Regions from separate parts of the Homo sapiens genome. Here region 2 is linked to region 1. Evidence: read pairs that join two places in POLR2A ChIA-PET (ENCODE). Cell type or tissue: A673. All regions are shown on one strand. Links, peaks and the distances in the headings refer to the core of each region. The heading gives the core; the rest is flanking DNA.

Region 1 (12,902 bases), core at 616-5,615:
CCACAGTGGGTGCACCATTTTACCCTGCAACCAGCAATGTATTAGTGTTTCCATATCTTATTTTATAAACAATTGACCAAGAGTACAATTTTACCCAAAAAGCTAAATGGTCTATAATGGGCATGTTTTGGCAGCCTACCAACCTGCCCACATACCTTTTTGCTGGAAGATATACCCTTGCTCTAGAAGAGTAGACCAATGCAGCCTTTTTTTTTTTTTTTTTTTTTTTTTTTTGTCCAATAATCCCACCCCTGACAATTGATAATTCGGCCAGGGATGGACTGACCAAGGAAGCCAATCTATTGGATAGTCAAGAACCAGGTTCTCTTTAGAGACTGTGACGAGGCTCTGGGAATAAAATGTCATATAAAGTTGGGATCATGACAAGCACAGTAGGAAGCCAATGCCATCTGCAAAATGAAATTTCAGGGGAAAGGAAGAAAGTGTGCAAAAAACATTAATAAAATAAGAAAAACTAGCCTGTACTGTACAAAGACAAGCAGTGGTGAGAGAGTATATATAATCTTGAATACTGACAGGTTATAATTTCATGAGGTCTGCCTCGAATTTGTTTTCTGATCATGAGTATTCGCAAGATTGTTTGCTATCATTTATTTAAAATAAACCCCTTTGTTGTTTGAGATACTCTGAGTGAATTTCTGATTCCTGCAACAAGCTGCAAACAAGTTCTGATTACCTTAACTTTATTGTCCTTGTTAGTTTTAAATAGCTTAAAGAAGTTATTTACTAGTCACTGAATTTAAGTAACTTGTATAGGAAATTTTAAAACAATCTGTCAGTGTTTTTTAATCACATTATTATAACCTTCAAAAAATGGTCTTTTTCCCCTGAAGACTCAAAGATTCTTATGGGAACAGACCTTAAAAGATGACCTTTTCAATTTATCCCTAGGTTCTGCTTTTCTAAATATATGCCACAGAATTCTTGAGTTTTCTCTCTTAAAATAGAAAGCTAAATGCAACTATATTATAGCTAACAGAATAAAAATTTCACAATCATCTAGAAAAAAACCCCTGACAACCAGTCAGATCAAGATTCCCTTGATATTTCCCTACTCCAGAATTTTAGATTACCTATTCTATGAAACAATCCACTGTAAAATCTAAAATGTTTACCTCTTATTCTAGTATTACAAATACATAAAAGTTTCATATAACAGAGGCAAGTTAGTAACTTCTAGTTAAAAACTAATACTGTAACAAACAACATACCTCAAATATAGCCCAAACTACATGTATGTTAAACTATATGTAGGCTATCATTTCATAGTAACTGCAAAGACACAGCACATGTCATTTTAAATTAATTGTAGCATCTACTCAAAATTATGAGTTTTTAACCAAGAAAGTTGAGTACTATCCTCTACTGAAAATCTTTAATAGAACAGACACACATAAAAAGGCAAGGACACACATTTTCTTTCAAGTCCTTCAATTCAGTAAAGACAACCACAATCAAATTCTTAACCACTCTGTAGGCTTCTAATGCCTACTGGCAAAACTCTAGATTGTAAAATTGTATTTACAATCATATAAAACATTCTGATAATACCAAACCTAAATTTATTTTATAACACAATGACTTCTCTTTGGGAGTCTGGTATTATTAAAAACTGAACTTACATTTCTTATATGACCATGTAAAAACATGATTTTACCACTAGGTAACAAACTCGGACAACTCATCTGTAAACATGAGACTCCTCTTATATGTCTCCACATAGCTGAGTTAAATTAACCATATGAATGATGATATCGCATATTTTTCTTTCGAAAATTTAAATGTTAAAAAATCACTAACACTATATAAAATTCAGAATCTTGAAAGTCAAATAATGGTATTTAAATTTTTCTACTATGAAAAGCATGCTAAATTTTTCTCTGACATTTTCAAAGCAGTATAATGCTTGAAATTTCACCACCGATACATCAACCAACCAGACAGACATGATTCTCTCAAAGAGCTTATGGTCTCTTGTACACATTTACAGGCAATTATAACTACAACACAGCACACAAGGAGCAACTAATAATCAGGCCTAAAGATAAGATTTCTCAGAGAATATGATGTCTAAATTCAGAAAGGCTTTGTAGAAGTAGCACAATAATCAAGAAAACAGGGAAAAGGTAGAGCAGGCAGTTAGGCATATGAGGAGGGCCTAGAATGAGAGAACATAATTAAGGAACTAAGGAAATCAAGATTCAATTGGAATAGAATGTACAGTGAGAGGCAGACAGTAAAAGACATGTTTAAAAATCATGCAATGATTCATTTTAAAGAGTCGATTTTATTCTAAGACATTTACTCCAGCTACAGTATAAGAATTCATTGGCAAAGTAAACTAGCACCACAGAAAGCAAATAAGGAAGTATGTTAAGTAATCCAGAAAAGAGATGACAGTGGCCTACATTAGAAAGAAAGAAAGAACGAAAGAATGGAAGGAAGGAAGGAAGGAAGGAAGGAAGGAAGGAAGGAAGGAAGGAAGGAAACTGAGCTGAATCAGTAAGAACAGTAGGAGAGGAAGGTGTAGTAAACAAGTAGTTGAAGAATACTTTGCTTTTTCTGGATTGGGCAAGTAAAAGACTCCACCAAATCAAGGAAAAAACGTGAATATTCAATGTGAGTATGAAAGAAGCAGTAAGTTCAGTTTCAGACATGTTCCACTGGGTATACTATGGGACATGGAAATGCAGCTATCCACTAAATGGTCTGATACTCAAGAATAATCTAAGCTGGTGATAGGCATTTCAAAATTCATCAGTATATAGATAGTAATTTAAGCCACAGCAGTGAGTGGGAACACCCAGAGAGAGGATGCAAAGGAAGAACAAAGCCAGTAACTGAAGCCTAAGCAGTGCCAAAAATAAGGGCAAGAACACAGAAAGAAGTGAGTCCAAAACCATGTATATAATACACTAATTATAACTACAGAAATCAAAATAAAGTTTTTTTGTAGAAACAAAAGCTTAGCATCATACTGCCAGCGAAAAATAATTGGAAGGCAGTTGTAGAGTTCCTCAAATCTAGCCCAATCACCTTGATTTGGTAAATAATTTAAAGATAAAGTTTAACAATATAGTGAGATTCTAGATCTAAATAATATAAGCATCTTGAAAATAAAAACATTATCTAGTTATAATTAGTGTCTCAAAAAACACTACTGGCCAGGCACAGTGGCTCGTAACTGTAATCCCAAGACTTTGGGAGGATCACTTGACACCCAAAGTTCGTGACCAGCCTGGGCAACACAGAAGGAGCCTGTCTCTACAAAAAAATTAAATAAAATTAGAAGGCTGAGGCGGGAGGATCACTTGAGCCCAGGAGTTCAAGGCTGCAGTGAGCCATGATTGTGTCACTGCACTTGAGCCTGGGTGACAGAGTGAGACCCTCCCTTTAAAAAAAAAATCCAGTGAAGAAAGAGTTTGGGAAAAAATTTAAGAAATAAAAATTTAAATTTAAATTTAAGTTAAAAAAAAAAAAAAAAAGTCCAGGCATGGTGCCTCACACCTGCAATCCCAGCACTTTGGGAGGCCAAGGTGGGCGGATGGCTTGAGCCCAGGAGTTTGAGACCAGCCTGGGCAACATGACAAAACCCCATCTCTACAAGAAAATATAAAAATTAGCCACGTGTGGTGGTACGCACCTGTAGTCCCAGCTACTTGGGAAGCCAAGGCAGGAGGATTTCCTGTGCCCAGGAAATCGAGGCTGCGGTAAGGCATGATCACACCACTGTACTCCAGCCTGGGGAACAGAGCAAGACCCTGTCTTGAAAAAATATAAATATAATAACGATAAAAGAAAAAAGAATATACTTCCAGTTTTTATTGTAATCTTAACTGACATCTTACACTTTTTCAATCTCACATCTCACATGTTAAGACGGTAACATGATCCTTCCCTCCAACTAAAAGTTTAAGCATAATCTTAATTATGTTTTGAGAACCTTTAGTTAAAATATATGAATGCGTTAATAACTGAAGGGTCGGGTGTGCTGGCTTATGCCTGTAATCCCAACACTTTGGGAGGCCGAGGAAAGAGGCCAGGAGTTCAAAACTAGCCTGGGCAACATAATGAGGCCTTGTCTCCACAAAAAAAAAAAAAAAAAAAAATTAGCCAGGTGTGGTGGCACACACCTGTAGTCCCAGCTACTCAGGCAGCTGAGGTGGGAGGATTGCTTGAGCCGGAGGGGCTGAGGCTGCAGTGAGCCTAGACTGTGCCACTGCACTACAACCTGGGTGACAGAGTGAGAACCTGTCTCAAAAGAAACAAAACAAACAAAATAAACTAAAAGGAATGATAATGTAAAACAAATGAAAAATAGCAAAAAAAAAAAAAAAAAACCTGAATCAAATTTTTCCAACACAAATGGTAAAAATTAAAGTACAAGGAAAAATAGATTTCTCCAAAATACTTTACATTTAAATTTATTTAAAAAGAAAACCATCTACTAGAAACTGGATTGAAAAAGAACATATTCACCATGGCTTTATTAAAATATTATACAGCAAATCTGGTACAACAAAAATCCTTGAAATATCTGTGAAAAATAGCTAACAAATACGTAATTTCTTAGACTCTTAGAATTACCATTTGAAACCTAGTAAAAAAGTTTCATATCTTTTTGTATGTCACCTTCTCTCTTTTACCCATCCTCAAGAACTTTATCTCACCAGTAACCTAATTTTTATTTCTGTTCCAACCTCAGCAATACCTAATCATAACTAAAACAAGTAGGTAGAAGTTACCATCATTCTTCAATTAAAATTCTTACTGTTACAATTTCTGACTTCAACTTCTTTAAAAAAAAGAAGTTGCTGAAACTATTTTTTAAGGTATAAGTAAAAGCTCGCCCACAGTAATCCCCAGATAATCAAACTGCAGGCTTGGGTTTGAGTATTATAGGAAGAAAACATACCCAGTGCATACTAAAATTACATCAGAGACATCCACTTACAGTCATAACAGAGTAACTGACACAGAATGGCCATCCTGCCATCCACAACTACAAAACTGGAGAAAATATACAAATAATAACTATTTCCAAACATTAGACAACAGACAGCATGTAACTGTGATCTGTGAGAGAAGGCAAACAGATGAAATAAGCCCTATTATCACCCTCTCTTTCTACTTGGAAGTACTGTCAGTACTATAGAACAGGGAGGTGTGTTGCTCAGCAGAGAGACAGAAAACAGTTTGGGGAAGCTGAAGCGGCTAGAATTTGTGGGACGGAGTATCAAAAAGGAAGAAGCAACACAGAAAGACAAACAATGCTATCTGCATAGAGGTCCTCTTGAGTCTGGCTGAATATAATGCTGCACACACATAAGATGAGACTCCACAAACCAAGCAAAGAACAACTACCAAGGAGCTATATAAAGAACAACTAACAGTGTCCTCATAAGGCTAGAAACATTCATGATTCTATCAACCATAGTAAATTACCTCTTTAAACAAGATATCACTAAGACCATACTATAGAAGGCTAACCGAGATCTAGAGAACAGGCTACTCTGTACTTCCCCTAACAAAGGTAAGCATAAGCCTTAACAGGACCAAGTTTATCCCCAAATTAACTGCCTGTCAGAACAAATGTCAACATTTTTTAAGGAAAGAAAACAAAATCCTGACCCTCAGCAACATATGTACAATGTCTATAATCCAATTCCCAAGATTAGTAGACATGTGAAAATTCAATCACAGCACACCACAGAAAATCTTGCCTGAGAGGGTCCTGCACAAATTATTAGTCTCCTCTGGCCACATTCAGATTTTCCCTATGTTAAAATCAGAGAATAAAGAGACAAACAAAAGCAGCTTTCCACAGTAAAAGAAATAAAAGTTAAACAAACAAAAAGATTCCACTGAAAAGTAAGACCAAAAAAAAAGAGAGAAGTAGATCACAACACAGATCTTCCCATTTATTACTATACATTACAATATCTGATAACATGAAACAACACAAAAAATAGCATATATGGTATACTCTTCTTACTAATATGTAAAAATACAACATTCCTAAGCCTACTTGTGAAATAATAAAAAGTAAATATATTGGTCTCTACTCCCAGTTCTGGGCATAGAGCTCCTAAAACTCTTGTAAATAGGGATGCTAGAAAAATCTTTGTTCCTAATAGTTGGTCTTTGATCCCAGTTCCTGACACAGAGCTCCTAAGACCTCTACAATTTCCTGAGTGACAGGAGTGCCTGACACAGAGTTCCTGAATCCCTTAGAATTTCCTGGATGATAGGAGACCCTTTTGTTCTAATAAAGTCACTCTGGGTGGAGTCCTGGGTGGAGGATGGTCATTACAAAGAGCAAGCCATCATTACAACTTACAAGCCCCAACCCTTGTGTGCTCTGGGGAGGTTAGAAGAGCTGGAGATTGAGTTAATAATCATGCATGCCTGAGAAATGAAGCTCCATTTTGAAAAACCCCTAAAAGACAAAGTTTAGAGAGCTACTAGATTGGTGAACACATCTACGAGCTATGAGGGTTGCTGACCCAAACTCCACAGGAAAAAAAGCTTCTGTGCCTGGGACCCTTCCAGACCTTGCCGTACATACATATCTCTTCATCTGACTCTTCATTTGGATCCTTCGAAATATCCTTTGTAATTAATCAGCCGTAATAAGTAAATTGTTTTCCTGAGGTCTGTGAGCCACTCTAGCAAATTATCAAATCTGAGGAGGGGGTGGTGGGACCCTCCAATTTGTAGCCAAGTCAGACCGAAACTGTGGGTAACCTGAGGACCTACCATTTGTGATTGGCTTCTGAAGTGGGAGGCAGTCTTGTAGGATGGAGACCTTAACCTGTGGGGTCTGCACTAACTCCAGTTAGTGTCAGAATATTGAATGGAATCATAGGACATTCAACTGAGTCAGAGAATTGGTCAGTGGGAAAAACCACCACAAATCTGGTCACAGAAGTGTTGAGTGTGAGTAGAGAGAAAAACAGTTGAGGTTTCCTATAGATCTGGTGTCAGAAGTGAAGTACTGAGACAGAGTGAGTATAGAAGGAAAAAAGTTGGGTTTTCTGTACACTTCTATAAAAAATTACCAAAATTAAGTTTCTGCAACTAAAAGCTAAGCTTCAATTAGTGTCAAAATTGTAGATAAATAATTGTTTTAGATGGGGTTTATTGCTAAGTGAGTCTTTCTTACCATATATATAAGGAAATAATTATTGTTTCTCTGTTCAGAATTTAGATCTGGTAACTTACATGAAACACAGCCCCTAAACCGGAAAGCATACAAACAAGAAAACACAATCAAACATCCCACACACTAACACATATTCATTCAAAGATAAACTCCTCAATGTATCAATCACTAAAGAATCATGAGACATAATTCTGACAAGTGTTATTCTGATATCCAATTTCAGAGAAAACTAAAAGCAGTCAATTAGAAGGAAAGTCTTAGTTACTAAAGGAAGGTGACTCATGAAAGCCAACAAAAATGAAGAAAACAATAAAAAGTCACAGAACTTAGAAAAGAACATAGAAAAGAAACAGATTATAAGAACATAAAAAACCAAGTAGCCCAAAATAATTTATCACAGGAAAAAAACAGACCTATTCTGGCAATGATGCCAGAAAAGTATTACTTCATAACCTCTGTCAAAAAGATGAACCTAAATCAAAAAGAAAAGGTTAAGCCAGGCATGGTGGCTCACACCTGTAATCCCAGCACTTTGGGAGGCTGAGGGGGGCGGATCACTTGAGGTCAGGAGTTCGAGACCAGCCTGGTCAACATGATGAAACTCTGTCTCTACTAAAAAAAAAAAAAATACAAAAACTAGCCGGGTGTGGTGGCACGTCTGTAATCCCAGCTACTCAGGAGGCTGAGGCAGGAGAATCACTTGAACCTGGGAGGCAGAGGTTGCAGTGAGCTGAGATGGCACCACTGCACTCCAGCCTGGGTGACAGAGTGAGACCCTGTCTCAAAAAAAAAAGAAAAAAAAGAAAAGGTTAAATTATACTTGGGTACAAATATACTTGGATTACAGCAGAGAATCACTTTTAGATACCATCTACAGTAGTTGAAACAAAACAAGTTGGTATTCAAAGGAAAAAGCAAAAAATTCACTTAATGTTTTGGTTAGTCAATGGCTTACTCTACTTACAAGCAAAAATTACATATTTTAGAGCAGCAGTCCCCAACCTTTTTGGCACTGGGAACTGGTTTCATGAAGGACAATTTTTTCCACAGACTGGGTGATGGGGTTGTTTCAGGATGATTCAAGCACATTACATTTACTGTGTACTTTATTTCTATTATCCTTATTATTCCATTGTAATATCTAATGAAATAATTATACAACTCACCATAATGTAGAATCAGTGGGAGCCCTAAGCTTGTTTTCCTGCAACTAGACGATCTCATCTGGGGGTGATAAGAGACAGTGACAGATCATCAGGCATTAGATTCTCATAAGGAGCGTGCAACCTAGATCCCTCACATGCATGGTTCACAATAGAGTTCGTGCTCCTATGAGAATCTAATTTCACTGTTGATCTGACAGGAGGTGCTGTTCACCTCCTGGTGTGCAGCCCAGTTCCTAACAGGCCATGGACTGGTTGGGGACCCCTGTTTTAGAAAGCTACCTCTCTCTTCCCATTAATCTTTGTGCCAGACCAGAGGGGTAAATCCGGCTATTATTCTACAGCCTTTTCTGGTGAGTTGAGAAGGTACACCAAGCATGAGTTTTCCTTAGTAATCTTTGACTTTAATATACCTACCGCATTCTAAAATACCCCAGAGTATTCTTTTCATATTATTCAAATCCTCTATTTGAAATCAAGCTACAGCCATAGTTTTATTTCACCAGTTTATTCTTCACAAATAAGATGTTCTTTAAAATAATGAACATGAAAGTATTTCATTCAATAAATAAAGCAAAGTACTTACCTATAATGCTGATTCTGTAACAAATAAAAATCAGATAATCATGACTACAATTACAGAACCTAACCTCAGGGTAAAGAATTCCTGACAACTGAGTCCCCAAGATCTGCTCCATGAGGGTTCTCAACATAGAAACCCAAAAGCCCATGAAGTAAGTCCTCACTGGATGAGGTAACCAAGTATAGTTCAAACTAGTAATTAAAAGATAGAAGTTTGATCCTATTTAGTAATTCATTATATTACTTAAAATTAATAATCTAAAATTCTTAATTACGAGTTAGGAAATGGGGACTGTATAACGGTGCCTATCCTGTCTACTTTCAAACTGTCATGATAGTCAAATGAGAAACTAATGAAATTGCTTTGTAAATTATGAAGCACAATACAGATGTAAAATTATCTTATTCAGGGTAGGATGACTCCTCTAGTGATTTTTAAGCAAGATCCTGGAGTTTTTCTGGCCCCTTGAAAGAAATTACTTTGACCAACAGTAAAAGTAGACTCTCAATAAGTAAATCTCCAAGAACTGATTAAGATTTTCTCTATGCAGCTTCCAAAATTGATGAAAATATCAAATGTTTGTTTAATCAACTATGAAATAAGCATGGTGCAATAAGAAGGACATATTATAATTATTTACTATCATTAACGTTTTCCAAAATCCAAGTTTAACACAATTCTTAGAAACTCTTAAACGTGACTTGAAAATAATATTCTCACCTGCAGAGTACCTGAGCAACACTCTTAGATGAGCAATAACTATCTTACAGGTTCATTATCTAGAAACTTAAGAACTGGTATAAATGTTAGCAATCTGTTATCAATGAGTTAATCTTTGTAAGAGCTCAAGAATCTAGAATCCCTAAATTTGACTTTTCACCCCCTTATCTGTTCATGAAATGTTATAATACCAAAGATCCTTAAATGAAGATACCCAAGGTCTTTCAAACACAAATTTATTTAAGTAATGTTGCACAATGATAATTCAGAGGCAGCTGACCAAAGCACATTTTCATTTAGAAGTTTATTTTCCAGTGATTACGTTTTGAATTGGAAGAAACGCTCTGAACATTAAAACCTAAGACCTAAAATCTTCCACACTTGTGCTTCCTAGAGCCAGACCTTCAAAATTTAGAGATCTGTTTCAGTGCTCCTGATTCAAAAATTAGCAAGGTCAATTCCGAAACAGAAAGGGCAATCACAGTTAAGTAAATAATCTCATTCAGTGAGGCTATTTAAGCCTAAAAAGAAATCATTAGGTACTGTATTATCTAACACTTTAACAGATTCTATCAACCCTGAAGATCAAAGAGCCTTCAGATAAAGAATATTTCTTTTGATCCTCCACCCCTAATCTTTCAGAAGGCATGTCTAATAAAATAATCCACAGATGGAATCTTGCCAGAGAAAAAGATATTCTCTGGTCCCTTTCTCACAGTGGGGTTCTCCATTTGGAAAAATAAATATATAAAAGCACACTGTGGATTTATGCGCTAGAGAAGAGGGATGGCATCTAGAGAGGCATCAAGCTAGTACCCAGAACATCCACAGATTTGTTTCCCTGGTCTAATGCCTAATTTACTATAAATCACATCTAAGACTAGGATTCTACACAATACTTTCGCAAACATTTACAAGTGATCGGATGACCTTATATGGGATATCTTTGCACACAAGACAGATAAACTGTAAGCTGAACACTAGGATAGAAGGCTGTTGATCACTGTTAGGTTAGAGGAAAAGTTTCAACTAGAATAACACAGAGTTATGTCCTCCTGGCTCTAGACAAAGAATTATGCCATGCTCAGTATTTTCTATTAACAACTTACTTTTAAAACTGGCTATCAAGAAGTATTCATTCCCTACTGGTAGAGATATTCATATTTAGGCTGGGCAATGCTCAACCTCGGTTTCAAAAAGCAATTACCTGGAGAACGTTTCTAGCACAGGGAGAATAAGGAAGAGAAGTAACATTTGACAAGGTATGTACATATGTGTGTACAGGAGGAGAATAAACCATCTCCTTCAAGTGCCTTTTTTTAAAACCCAAGTGCTTTTTAACATCATTTTCAAACTGCCAGAAATTTACTTGAGACTTGAAAGCACCAGACAGGTGTCATGATGCTACTTTTAGCGATGGCAACTTGGATTAAAAAGAGCCAACATTATATCCAACCAACTCTTGGCTCTAGACAATGAAGGTATGGGGGAGGAAAGAGACTTTACTGAAAGAGATTAGATCTGACATGATCAAACACCCTCTCCCAATTTTCCTTAAATTAGCTCTGAGATGCTAATCATGATACTCCATCTCATTTCTGATTTGCTTCCTTTGAAAAAAAAGAAAAAAGAGAAAAGTCTCAAAAGTGCGATCCTAGCCAGGTTAGGTGGTTCATGCCTGTAATCCCAGCACTTTGGGAGGCCAAGGCGGGCAGATCGCTCGAACCCAGGAGTTCAAGATCAGCCTGGACAACATGGCGAACCCCTGTCTCAATTAAAATTACAAAAAATTAGACAGGTGTGATGGCGTACACCTGTAGTCCCAGCAGCAACTTGGGAGGCTGAGGTGGGAGGATAACCTAAGCCTGGGAGGTAGGTCAAAGCTGCAGTGAGCCACGACTGTGCCACTGCACTCCAGCCCGGGTGGCAGAGTGAGACTCTGTCTCCAAAACAAAAAACAAACAAACAAAAAAAGTGCTATCCTTCAAAAGATCTGGAGCAAGGCAAAAAGGCAAGAATCAGTAATTTTTTCCCCAATGTCACCCAATGAGGCATTAATTTGAAAACACTGTTCTAACAAAGCAACTAGCATCCAAATTCCAAAGGAGTCTCTATATCTTAAGGAACACATGAAAAATAAACATATAAAAGCACACTATATAAAATGTATAAAAGCACCAATTAAGCTGTATTGTTCTCATCCTCAAAGGGTTATGAATGTGGAATATCAATGTTATGACTGTATCTTTAGGTAACTGTTTTATGTGAACATCATCCTTCAGAATTATTATCGGGCAATCTCTTACAAAAAGTAATACTGTAGTGAATTACTAGAAAAAAAATTTCCACAATCAATAACGAGTCAAGACTAAAACAATAAAAAGCAAAGAACAGAACTAACATATATCATTTTATAAAAATTCACATTTCTTTAGTTTTTGGTATTTTCCTAAGACATACGCTCTCCTTCCCTGCACTGCAGATAAACAGGTCTACTTTTAAAAACTGATACTAGGCCAGGTGCAGTGGCTCATGCCTATACTCAATACTCTGGGAGGCTGAGGTGGGAGGATCAATCGAGCCCAGGAGATTAAGACGAGCCTGGGCACCATGGTGAAAACCTGCCTCTACAAAATACAAAAAAATATTAGCCAGGAGTGGTGGCATGTGCCTGTAGTCCCAGCTACTTGGGAGGCTGAGATGGGAGGATTGCTTGAGCCCAGGGAAGTCAAGGTTGCAGTGAGCCATGATTGCACCTGTGTACTCAAGCCTGGGCAACAAGTGCGATGCTGTCTCAAAAAACGAAAAACAAAAACAAACAAACAAACAAAAAAACTGACAGTATATATGAACAGCAGAACTCAACTTATTTCTAATACAAAAAAAACTTCATTTATGAGTTGTTTTGCTATCTAAAACTGGACTTCAAATATTCCAAATACTCGAGACTCCTAACATTTTCACAAAATTGTAAAATGCTCAGATGACATGAACTATCAAATACAATATTAAGATAGTATTTCAAAAGAAAGCAGAAGAAAACTTTTCAGAAGGGGCCTATGCTGAAAGACCACTGTATTACCATATACAAATCTACACTATCTACAATGCATGGCAAAAAAAATATTATGTCCCACAACCAGGATTTGATACTTTGATCTGACACATACCAGGGTCTGGCAATTGTCACAACAAAACCACTAGAAATGTTCCTCAAATCAAAGTATTTATGTACAGTCTATATAATCTG
Region 2 (12,902 bases), core at 5,208-10,207, 230 kb before region 1:
TGCCTTGATTTTGGACTTCTCCTCCACCAGAACTGGGAAAAATAAATTTCTGTTGTTTGTAACGGACCTAATCTATGATATTTTGTTATACCCAATGGGCTAAGACAGCCCAGATTCCAGTCACTTATTTATTTCTTCAACAGATATTTAACACAGGCCAGCTATGTACAAGACACATGTACAAGACACCATGCTTGGCACCAAAAGAACAAAACATGGTCCTGCTTTGAAAGACATTGTGTACAGGAGGGCAAGACAGACATGCAAACAAGCAGTAGCAAAATATTACTTTACTAAGTGCTCAATAGTGGGATATCCTTGACTTCACAGGGGTTTGCTTAACAGGTCTGAACAAAGGAAATCTGAACAATTTTCTTCAGCTTATAAATATTTGGGGTTCCCAGGTAACTCTATTTTATCATTACCACTATTCTCCTACTATTACCCACTAGAGCATTCAGAGTTCTCTATTTTGTATATTCAGCTAAATTATAGAGACACTTATTTAAAAGTAACTAACATCTTACTAGGTGAAATAAATTCCACATTGACATGGAAGCAACCCTAATAAGGATGCTAGATAGCATTAAAATAAACAAAGTAGTAGATTAATGAGAAAAAACTTAAATGCATTATTGCTTGCCAGACCTCCTCCGCCATGCACATGCCACACCCCTCCACCCACCCTCTGCACAGGGAGAGGCTGCCCAGGTCAAAGGTGGTTGCTGCATTGCCTGGAGATCTCGGACAACCATTTTCACCAGTTCCTCCATGAACTTTTATAAAAAAGATTTTCAGACATTCTTTTCATTAAGAAATCTTTTTCTGCATTAAAAATGATATTAAGTCCTTTCAATCGTTTTCCCATAAAAGAACCCAGATCCTTTTACACTTTCTCGTAAGACCCATTTTATAATCTTTTAATTTTTTTTTTTTTTTTTTGCTTATTTCTGTTTATAAATTATGCTCAAAATGCAAAACTGGAGCAAATGATAGTACCAGATTTAAATATTGCCATTTCCACTAAAGATGTAAAACACTTTTTTAAATTTTTCATTTGTTTTAGAGACAGGGTCTCACTCTGTCACCTAGGCTGGAATGCAATGGTGTAATCACAGCTCACTGCAACCTCAAACTTCCAGGCTCAAATAATCCTCCCATCTCAGCTACCTGAGTAACTAGGAATACAGGCACGCACCATCATGCCTGGCTAATTTTTAATTTTTTATAGAGAGAGGATCTCACTCTGTTGCCCAAGCTGATCTCAAACTCTTGGCCTCAAGTGAGTCACCCGTCTCAGCTTCCCAAAGTGTTGATATTACAGGCATAAGCCAGTGCGCCCAGCCTAGAACACATTTTTGTATGTTTTTATTCTATTTTATCCCACCAACCATCTGTGGATTCTTGGGCAAGTCATTAACATCTTGGGGCTTTGGTTTCCTCAACTGCTAATAAAGAGTTAACATGGATACTAAGCACTGTCTAACAGATCTTCTAGCCTTCAAACCCTATAGTGATGGATGTTATTGTTAATAATAATACTCTTTCATCCAGAATCACAGTATTCTTGAGACACCTTTCATCTTGAGCCTAAATCCTGCCAAGTTGATTGCTAAAAGTAAAGCTTGTTCAGACAACCCACTTATGGTCCTAAATAAAAGAAATACAAAGAGAACAAATGAATATGTTCACAAATTCATTTGTTATACCTAAATAAAGTGTATCCCTAGAACATAGTTTAGTACCATATTAGAAAAACCATTATTATGATAAATGTCAGCAGAATGATTCAAAAACATCATAATGAGTATTTGAATAGATTGCTTTAAAAGACATTTGATTAAAGTCGTACATTTTTCTGGAGTTTTTGAAAAGTAAAGTTTAAGCATAAAATTACTCTTAAAGTAATATTTACTGAAAATTAAGAGTCACTATACTTAACAAAAATATATTACACACATTTCCAAACAAAACAAGAGTACACTTTAGTGCACTCAAGTTATCTATATTATTAAGGATTCCTGCCACTGTGAGAAGTCATAAAAAATGGGGGATTAACACAGGAATAAAGAAAGACAAAGATTACCATTTGCAAACCATTTATGGTTAGGAAATCCAGGGTAATAAACTGAAAGCTATGTGTGATGATCTAGAAAATCTAGTAAAGTGATCATAAAATGAACAATAATGAAGGAAAAGAGATGCCATTCCCCGTATCAAAAAAATGCTAAATATCTGCTACTTATGCTAATATGGCATTCTCTAGCACTGAATAAAAAATATTATGAAACCTTCATGGGAAAAGCAAAGGACTATTTGAGTAAAAGCCAATATATTTCTTGTTTCTGACCCTAATGTTGAAGAACCGTCAAAGTTACTACAATTCCAATTAAAATATCAAAATGTAATATCAACATGTAAAGAACTTTATAAAATATGAAATATAGAGATATGTTAAATCAAGTGTTTTTAAGTGATAATAATGCCCTATGAAATGAGTAGCTATCAACATTAAGAAAAATAAGCCACAATGAACTCTAGTTGAATGAAACAGTTAAATATATGGGGTTTTTCAATTTAAAATGTAATATAATTGCTCCAGTTATTAAGGAAAATGTATTTCCCTTCACTATTGAGCAAATAGAAAAAGGGTGGATGAATTTCATTATTAAAAGATTAAAAATGTTATATTAGAGATATAATAAAACCACCATGAATATGACAGTTTCTTCATATCTAAATTTCACATTTTTAAAAAAAGCCATAAGCATAATAGCAGGCCCTTATTCTACAGATGGGCACGAACAGACATTATTTAGAAAAAAGTTCATACTTGGCTGTTAATCAGGGAAATATTAAGTAACTCAAACGTGCAGTACCACCTCACAACTACTTAAATTATCAAAAATAAAGAAACTCTACAGCGACAGAGCTGTAGAGTATATTCATACATTGCAGGCAGCAGTGTTTTACACTATGGTTGTAAAAGATAGTTGAAAGAATGTAACAAAATCTTTCAAAATCCTTTTTAAGTGCAATATTTCTAGAACTATGTAGTGATGGTGATAATTATATCTACTACACTTACTGGAAAACTAAATTAAGCCCTGCACTGGACACTTTATAGATATTATTTCATATCCTTACTGAAATGCTACAGGTGGACATTACTGACTGTGTTTTAAAGATAAGGAAATTGAGACTCAGAAAGGGACTCAGAAAAGCTACATAAGTCGATCAGATCAGAGAGATTCAAGTCTTGGTTTACCCAAGCTCTTTCTACCACCCCATGCTGCCTCTGAAACAGTGCAAAAGAAAAACAGAAGAGAAAATAAGGAAAAAGAAAGATGAAGGAAAATAAAAGAAATAGGACACCTTTCTGAACTAATCCACATGCCTCATAACAGAAACTAGAAATAATTCAATGCCCAACAGTCACTATGGAAGTGAGTTCAAAGTATATAATAGCATCTATCAAAATGGACACACCCCTCGTATGCAGCAATACTTCTAGGATTCGGTAATGATGACACTACTACTACTACAAGTGATAACCAATTAGTGAATAGCAGGACTGAGGGTTGTTTGGTAGTCGTGGAGTGAGAGGCAGAATGGTATAGTGGAAGTACATCGCCTGGGTGCAAGTCCTAGCTCTGCCCCTTACTAGATGTAGAACAGTAAGTTTAACTCTTAAACTCTATTCATCAACAGCCAAAATTTGTTGATTAATATATTGCTATTAAGTGGGTGAGATGCTCAGGACAGGGCAGTTTTCTTCATGTATCAGTGACATTTTGGGTAGTCTGACTTCATGAAGGTAAATTGAGACTTTACAAAGTGTTTTTTTGTTTTTGTTTTGTTTTGTTTTGTTTTGGAGACAGAGTCTCGCTCTGTCGCCCAGGCTGGAGTGCAGTGGCACAATCTCGGCTCACTGCAAGCTCCGCCTCCCGGGTTCACGCCATTCTCCTGCCTCAGCCTCCCGAGTAGCTGGGACTACAGGTGCCCGCCACCACGCCCGGCTAATTTTTTGTATTTTTAGTAGAGAGGGGGTTTCACCGTGCTGGCCAGGATGGTCTCGATCTCCTGATCTCATGATCCACCCACCTTGGCCTCCCAAAGTGGTGGGATTACAGGCTTGAGCCACTGCGCCCGGCCAGACTTTACAAAGTTTTTAAGTGTGTGTTTCTGTTTCTGTCTTCTCCCTCTTCTCTGCACCCCTCTCAAAATAATAAATATTTTGGCTACATTTTACTATTAGGCATCAAATTCCCACTGTTCATAAATATGTGTGGTCAACGAAAAGGCCTTTTGAGGAAAGCTTTCAATATGAATGCAGGTGCAATATACACAACAAAAAGCAATGAACCTGGAAGAAATGGAGGTAACACAGGAAATGCGAGAAAACATTAGCAGCAGTCTAGTTACATCTTCAGAGAAATATGAGAAAGTAGTGTCACCACAGAACAGGAACAGGATTCCATGAGAGAATGAATCATGTAGTAGAAAAGAGTGGCATAATAGTATTTAGAGATCACAACCATAGGAGGTGAAAAGTGGTATAAGAGATAAATCCTAAAACTGAGAAATCAAGAAATAGCAGTCAAATATATTGTTTATAATGGCAATAACTTCCAGCGGAAACAGCTAAAATAAAAATAAGTTTGCCTGCAAGAGAGTAGACTGCTATTTTTCATGAAGCCTTTTGATATCATATTATCTTTCTTTTCAAACTCTGTGTATATATTACTTTGATTTAATTATTTTTAAATTTTTAAGAGGCTTGGAATAGTCATAACCTTGCTTAGTATAATAGTTGTGTTCCTGGCAATCACAGAGTAATTTTTAATAAATCAATATTAGTTTTCTTTGAGCCCTTAGTAAATCAAATACATTATTTTAGGCTGTGTGTGAAATTTAGAGACTTGCAAGAAGTCCATTCCTTCCAAGAGTCTATCATTTATTCAGGATGGCAATATTATAAGGCAACATATTCCAAATATTAAATAAGAGTAACAGACTGACACTGTCTGTCTCTGGACTTAAGGGTGGAGATGATGTAGGCTTCAGTTCATGGAGAAGGGGGCTAGAGCTGAGTGTTTAAAAGAACCTTGTGATTACACAGAGGAGTGTGGAGGACTGTGGGGTGAAAGGGAGCACACAGGAGCAGAGGCAGGCAGCTCATATGACACTGTGAGATGAGTAGTAAGCCAGGTTGGCAGCAGCATAAGATATGTATTGAAAGGGTGGGGGAAAATCATTATGAAAGGGCAGCCTGAAGATACCATGTCAGGGGAGGATTTTATCTCATAGGAAATAATAAGTCCCTGAATGTCTTGTATGTGTTTGAAAATTTCTGGAGTGTATGATAAAAGCTGTTACATATGTATAATGTGTAGTGATCAAGTCAGAGGTATTCAGGGCATCCATCACCTGAGTACAATACATTTTTGTTAAGTATAGTCATCCTACTCTGTTATCAACATCATTTAATTTATTCCCTTTATTTTAACCTATTTCTCTTCATCCTCCCCTCTCCCTGCCTGCGCTCACCCTTCCCAGTCTCTATTATCTATTTTTTTCACTTCCTACCTCTATGTGTTCAAATTTTTTCTCTCTCACATGTAAGTGAGAACATGCAATATTTGTCTTTTTGTGTCTGGCTTATTTCACTCAAGATAACGACCTCCAGTTCTACCCATGTTGCTGCAAATGACAGGATTTCATTCCTTTTATGGCTGAATAGAATTCCATTGTGTAAATGTGCTACATTTTCTTTGTCCGTTCATCTGTTCATGGATGCACAGGTTGATTTCATTTCTTAGCTATGGTGAATAGTGCTGCACCTGAATGTTTTTGAGCAAGATATAGGCAAGATCAGCCTGCTGGTAATATGTGGCTTGCTGTGACCAGAAGACTAAGCCAGAAGTCAAGAAGGAGTTAAGCAATTATAGCAACCTTTCAGCTAGGACATGAGCATGACTTTAACTTGAACAATGGCATTGGCAATGGAAAGGAGGAATATTAGAATGTTAAAGATACAAAAACTTAGGGATACACAATTTTTTCATCTCTGAGGAACATTAAATATTATTTTACCCTAATTGTCACTGTAAATTTCTAGAATGTCATTATAATCAATCAGAGCTTTGACCAGCATGAGTTAACCACTATTACTACTAAGTTGACAAGGCCAAGCAAAGAAACTCAAGGTTTTAGCTTACATTTAGAGCATCTTCGTGACATAAATACAATTCCCATTAGGCATTCTGAAATGCAAAATATTTTTTAAAGTAACTTGTGGATGCTTATCACTGCTTTCCTAAACCCCAATCATACTCCCAGGCTGGAAACCACTGACTGGACCTAGAACGTCTTCATTTATAGGTGAAGAAGCTTAATCACATGTGTCTGAAAACATACTCCAAGTGATGAGCAGCATGGAGTCAAAACAAGCCTCTTGCATCTTGCTTAAAGTTAGCTACATTCTGCTGGGAATTAACAGGACTTGGTATCTGATTAGTAACATTTTTAGGGAACAACTGAATCATTTGAAAAGCAAATAATCATCCTTTCATTTATCTTTTGTTTAAGACTGGCTTTCCATTAGTAAAGGTTTGCTCAGAGCAATGTAAACCATTATTTCTGTGTTAAAATTGGCTGCTAAAACCACCACCTGGATACTTTTGTCTAACATTGATTTCTCAGCTGCTTATTTTCTTATTATCCTGCCATTTTAAATGACAAGCATTACTGTTTCTTGATCCATTATGACATAATGCCATATTAACAATCATATTGTTTGAAAGTTCCATTGTCATGCACATATATAAATGAGGCTTTAAGAGACTCAAGGTTTGAATTCCTCTTATTCTACTCTGTAACATTTTTTCTTCCATAATTCTGCAAATACAATATCACAAGTGTTGGGCATTAATTGCTTATTCAGATCAATCTCACTGGTCTCCGTAGTGACATGCATATTTTATGATACAAGTCAAGCTGCTAGATTAACAGATGTTTGTCTTTAAAGGAAAGGAAAAGTGAAACAGCAGTCACAGCATCTCTGTCCCTGTATGCATTCAATGTTAAATGCTACATTTAGAGAACAAATTAATAGGTGTATTATCTCTGAATTATCATCACCCCAAGCACTGTCCTCTGTCAGTAAGTTATTTTCAGCATTCAGGTAGTCTTTGCCACTAAATCTTTAACATCTGAGAAACCCAAAGCCATGTAAAAGAACCTGGTCGTTCTTTTGGTTGTTTTGTTGTTGTTGTTGTTGTTGTTTTTGCATTAAGCATTCCTCATGTATGGGAAACTATGATAATTCAGAATGAAAAACGTGGGAGAAATACCTTTAAAATGTTATCAGCTACATAAAGCCTGACATTTAAGAAAACTATTATGCTCTACTGAAAACAATGTGGGAAGCATAAGCTCTATGGAAAAAAAAAAAAAAGATTAATTACAGCCTTGAACTTTCTCCACTTGGCCAAAAGGAGAATAAGAGAATGTGAAGTGTGAAAGCTCTTTTGACGTGGTGACTGGAAGGGCTGCTGTTGCAATGGACAGTCTGAATCACAGACCGCAAATGAAGGAAGCAAATTCAGAATATCAGGGAAGTGGAGGAAAGTAGAAGAGAAGAACCAGGAGACTGGATGGAAGCAGAGCTAGCTCCGAAATGAGAACTACCTTGTCTGGAAAAAAGAAGGCTTACTGATAGTCAAGCAGCATAATTAAGGATCAGTGAAGCTTACAACGTTGAGAATAGTAACTGACTTCTTTGACTAGAGAGCAGCCTGAATTGGAGGGGACTGTACTGTGGGACCCTGTGAGGTATGAAAGTGGATATCCCAAGGCTGCCTTTCTGATGTCTCCAGAGAGAGACTGTAGAATTACTTTGATGTGATACACTATTGGTAAAAGCCAAGACCACATCTGCCTGAGAAAAGAAAATGGTGGAAATGAGGGAATAGAAACATTCCATTTTCAAACGTGTAGTTAAGATGTTTGCAAATTCTTGTCCCAAACGCCAGGAAAGAAAGTGGATGAATCAATGGCTACTGCAAGAATAGTTTCTGTGCCTTGCTAATAGGGAAGAAGGAAGTATCATTATCTGGGCCACTGAGGCTGCCTGAAACAGGAGAAATGCTGGATTACATAAGTTAAATACAGAAAAGTGACAGAAGGATGTAGTGAGGAGGAGAAGATGACTGCAGAAAAAAGGAAGATGGAGGAAATGAATACAATTTTAGCTTTTCATAGAAACTGATAGTGTGATTAATAGGAAATTTGTGAAAATTTGGGAGGTTAAATAATTGCAAATTATTTTATGCATAATATGACACCACAGTGTCTCTAAAATTTGTTTTTTAAGGCTGGGCACGATGGCTCATGCCTGTAATCTCAGTACTTTGGGACGCTGAGACAGACAGATTGCTTGAGCCCAGGAGTTCAAGACCAGTCTGGGCAACATGGTGAAACCCCATCTCTACAAAAAATACAAGAATCAGCTGGATGTGGTGGTGAATGCCTGTAGTTCCAGATACTTGGGAGGCTAAGGTGGGAGGTTCACTTGAGCCCAAGAGGTGGAGGCTGCAGTGAGCCATGATCTCACCACTGCACTCCAAGTTGGGCAACAGAATGAGACTCTGTCTCAAAAAGAAAAAAAAAATCTTTTTTAAAAAAAGAGTATAATTTCATGGCAGGCAGACTTCAAGCCTTTGGTCTGTCCAAATTCAGGAGTGAGAAGAGGGTCTCAGCTGGACATTCAAGGTCTATTTTAACCCTGTAATTCTGTGATTTGGTGAAGGATCACCAGTTATGAAGGATAATTAGCCATTCAGTAAGAGACCTGCAGAATATTAAGAAATTCATTCTGTTCATTTCTGACATTCCTACCCAGGTAAAATCAGTTATGTTTAGTTTCTTTAAAAAGCCACATAAGCACAGTTCTAATGGTGTGAAATCCCTGTACCAGGCATTCATCTATAATTATTTATAATTGCATTATTTGTCATGGTTTACAAAACACAGATGCAAAAGTTTTTACTAGAGCACATATTTCACTATGTGAAAATTATTTCCCTAGACTACTGCATATATGTTGGATGGCCTCATTACTCAGTATCAGTAAACAGTTAACTGATAAAAATGTTATTCTGGACACTCAGGTGAGAGGGGAGAAGCCCATTTTAGCTCAGAGTTGATGATGCTAACAACTTACTCTTACACAAAAGGACAAGCCCAGACCACTTGTAATGAGTGAATGAAAAAAAGGCAATAGGAATAAACATGGAACCAGGGAGATCATCAAAATCACCAATCTGTTTTAAAAAGTAGAAAGGATTTTATTTCAACTTTGGAAGAACATAGGAAATAAAAGCAAACACAAAATGTTTAAAAGTTCTTAAATAATATTTTTGTTCAACTTAATTTACATCTTTTTATGTATATAATACTATATGTAGAATAGCATGATTTTTTTATGTTTAAAGATGAAGGAGCTCTAAAAAAGCTAAAGTAACAAAGAAAGGCAGAGGCACCTTAATAAGAATACTTAAAATGTTTGTGTACAATCACTTTGGAAGAACAATAGATTATTTGTGTCTGTGTATTTTAAGGAAGCTGTAGAAAGATTTGGTTAGCCATTATTTATTTACTTGAAACCTGTATTGCTGTCAAAATTATTATCAAAATAATCCACGGACAAACTTTGTCTTGGGTTAGATCTCCTGGCAGCAGACCCTCTGACAAGGTCTGTTGAGGGAGTTCTCTCAGAAGACACCTGTCATTGAGCGAAGGGAAAAGCAGAAGGGAGGAAAAGGAGTCAGACACAAATAAATGGGTTCAGGAGAAGTCCAGCCTCAGCCTGGTTGCATGGGCAGGTAGGATGATTATGGAAACAGCCCCAGGGGTTGAGTCCTGCTCCCAGACAGCACCCATTAGCTAAGAGCAGTCCTCTAGAGAAGGGTGCAGAAGTGAGCTCTTAGCTCTTAGCTGCCAACACTCACAGCAGCTGAGGCATAGGCACATCACCCTGGTATACATTTATTTGTCTGTCTCAGTACTTTATGCAAAAAAAAAAATATATATATATATACACACACATATATATGTATATATATACATATATACATATATGTGTGTGTATATATATATACACATATGTGTGTGTGTATGTGTGTGTGTGTATATATATATATATATATATATATATATATATCTCCTCAGGCTGTTGTTGCAGTATCTATCCATCCCAAGTGTTCAATTAATAGCTAATGGGTGAATGAACAGATGGATAGGTGCTACAAAAAAAAGACACTGAAGAACCAGATTCTAAGAAATAAATCATAATAATAACCAGCATCTAGAAAACATTTCCCATGTGCAGACACACTGCTTGGATTATTTTCATCAGGTAGGAATTGTTATTATCTTGATTTTATGCCTGCAGAAACTGAGATGGATGTTTTCCAGAGCCACATGGCTGGTGTGACATCAGAGCTGACACATTTAACTTCTTCGTTACACCAAATGCTCAGAAATTAGGAAGGTGAAATAAATGGGGTGAAACAAATATTGATAACTACTTATCCTGAGTCATTTATAGCTTCATAGAGTGGCTTTGTTTTCCTTTTAAAAGATAGAATTAACAGCTGCATTTTCCTCGTTCTACAACAAATGGACAGGTACGTAGACTCCAACATACTCCTTGAATAAAAATGAGAAATTCTAGAATCCTTGGATCATGCAGAGTACTTGAAACATCCAGAAGATTCTCAGTATTTTTGTCTCCGCTATATTACAGATTAACCATTGACTGTGAAGATATATAATTATACAATCTAAATTGATTATGTTTAGGCCTGCCTGTAGTTTAAAATATACTATGAGTATTATTACAAGGCATGAGATTAAAATGGATGTTAATTTTTCAGTATTCCTCCTAAGCACAAGTTTCCAAGCCCAAATCTCATGAATGGAATGTGAAAGAGCCTCTGATACATTTGAGGCCTTTTTAATGAGTTGCTTAGCTCTTCTTCAGGGTAATTACTGATTTGTTCTGTGCTGTATATGAGATAACTGACTTAAAGTTTAAGCCAAAATCCCTCTGTAATTCACTTGACATATTAGAGAAAGAAATAAAATAACACATTTTAAACAAACACTAATGTTTTCTTAAAGTGAGATAAGTATCTGGCTACTTACAAATCATTAAAAATTATGTATCTGGATTTTAGAAAGAGAGAACCTATATTGGTTTCTCTTCCGTGTGTGCCCAGGGAGTTGTGTTCAACTCTCTCGGCTGTCATTCAGCTGTGTTAATTGTGACTGGCAAACACAGAATCCAAATCCGCACATTCATAATAATAGTTCTGACTCTTCTGACAAGACCGCTAAGTAGGTCATGATTTTATGCCAAAAGGAAATGGCCTTTTGGTGGCCAAAGGAATGATTGCTGGGTTTTTTTTTTAATATAATTCATGGAAATCTATTCTGCAATCTAGTGTTAATGTCATTGTTGTAGTTTCTCATTCCAAATTCATCACTTTGCCCACCATGTCCCATTTTGCCCTTCCAACCAGGACATAGTAGTGGGATTTCCTTTAAAATATTTTATTTATTTATTTAGATTTATATTTTTGAGACAGGGTCTTGCTCTGTCACCCAGGCTGGAGTGCGGTGATGTGATCACAGCTCACTGCAGTCTCGACCTTCTGGGCTCAATCAGTCTTCCGACCTCAGCCTTCCAAGTAGCTGGGACTGCAGGTATGCCCCACCACACGCAGCTACTTATTTTTATTTATTAATTAATTTATTTTTTGTACAGACAGGGTCTCACTATGTTGTCCAGGCTAGTAAAATCTTTTAAAACTGAGGAAAGCATTTTGTGATACTGTAACTATAGTTATTACTACTTCAGAGTAAACACATCAATCTAGCTAGTTGTCAGGGCATAATTTTTGTAATACCTTTTACTTCTTTTGGAGGAAAAGCCATTGAGACAGCAATTCATTTATTCACTTGCAGGGCATCTCCTTTAAGTTAGTGTCTGCTTGATTCAAAAGCGATTATGGAAATGTGAAAGCTAGGCACAGATTGGGACAATTTGTTGCTATTGTGGCTTTTCTTTTATCATTGTTATAATGGTATTTATGAAATAAATGTAAAACGGGATTTTTAAAAAGTAGTGATCATGAGAGCTAAGAAGTTGTCAGAAAGATATGTAAGTCATTTTGGACTTAAAAGAATTTATCCCACCTCAAATACTTCCAGAAAACGTGATTCTACATAGACAACCACTTGCCACTTCCCAGTGTGGTAATTGGCAACACTTAGATTTACTACATGCAAAGTTCTGTACTAATAATGGATTTTCTACCTTTCAGCATTCCATACCCACATGACACTATTTTCTAGACGAGGAAAGAAGCTTAGAGAATCAGTAACTCCTCCAGAGTCACATAGCTAGTAAGGTGTGCCTGGGATTTGATCCAGGTGGTCTACCTCTCCACCTCATCACTTCCCTTGAGTGTGACCTGTGGTCAAAGAGAAACAGTGCATTATTGTTGATATTATTAAGAAACTGATTTATCAAGCCAGATTTTAAAATAATGTAAATCTTGGCCAGGCACAGTGGCTCATGCCTGTTCATCCCAGCACTTTGGGAGGTTGAGGTGGGCCTATCACTTGAAGTCAGGAGTTCGAGACCAGCCTGGCCAACATGGTGAAACCCTGTCTCTACTAAAAATACAAAAATTAACTGGCTGTGGTGACGTGTACCTGTAGTTCCAGCTACTCGGGAGGCTGAGGCAGGAGAATGGAGTGAACCCGGGAGGCAGAGCTTGCAGTGAGCTGAGATCATGCCACTGCACTCCAACCTGGGTGACAGAGCGAGA

The links. ChIA-PET counts read pairs that join two places held together with the same protein. Peaks named below come from ENCODE experiments on the same cell type or tissue, not always from the same donor. Only the 100,000 strongest peaks of a DNase experiment are listed, where the experiment ranks them.
Region 2: POLR2A ChIA-PET joins it to region 1 with 5 read pairs; 3 of 35 experiments call an interaction of 5 or more read pairs at or near these places.

Annotation. Positions count from the first base shown.
Region 1 is chr1:77,618,028-77,630,929 of GRCh38, forward strand. All of the region lies in intron 5 of ZZZ3 (zinc finger ZZ-type containing 3), which reads right to left. Among named protein-coding and RNA genes, the nearest start is that of ZZZ3, 58 kb to the right of the region's middle. In A673, for the core only: no CTCF peak of the experiment used is centred there; a DNase peak (open chromatin) is centred at 2,514; H3K27ac peaks cover 5,000 bases.
Region 2 is chr1:77,381,304-77,394,205 of GRCh38, forward strand. The region is part of intron 6 of AK5 (adenylate kinase 5); the gene reads left to right. Among named protein-coding and RNA genes, the nearest start is that of AK5, 110 kb to the left of the region's middle. In A673, for the core only: no CTCF peak of the experiment used is centred there; no DNase peak of the experiment used is centred there.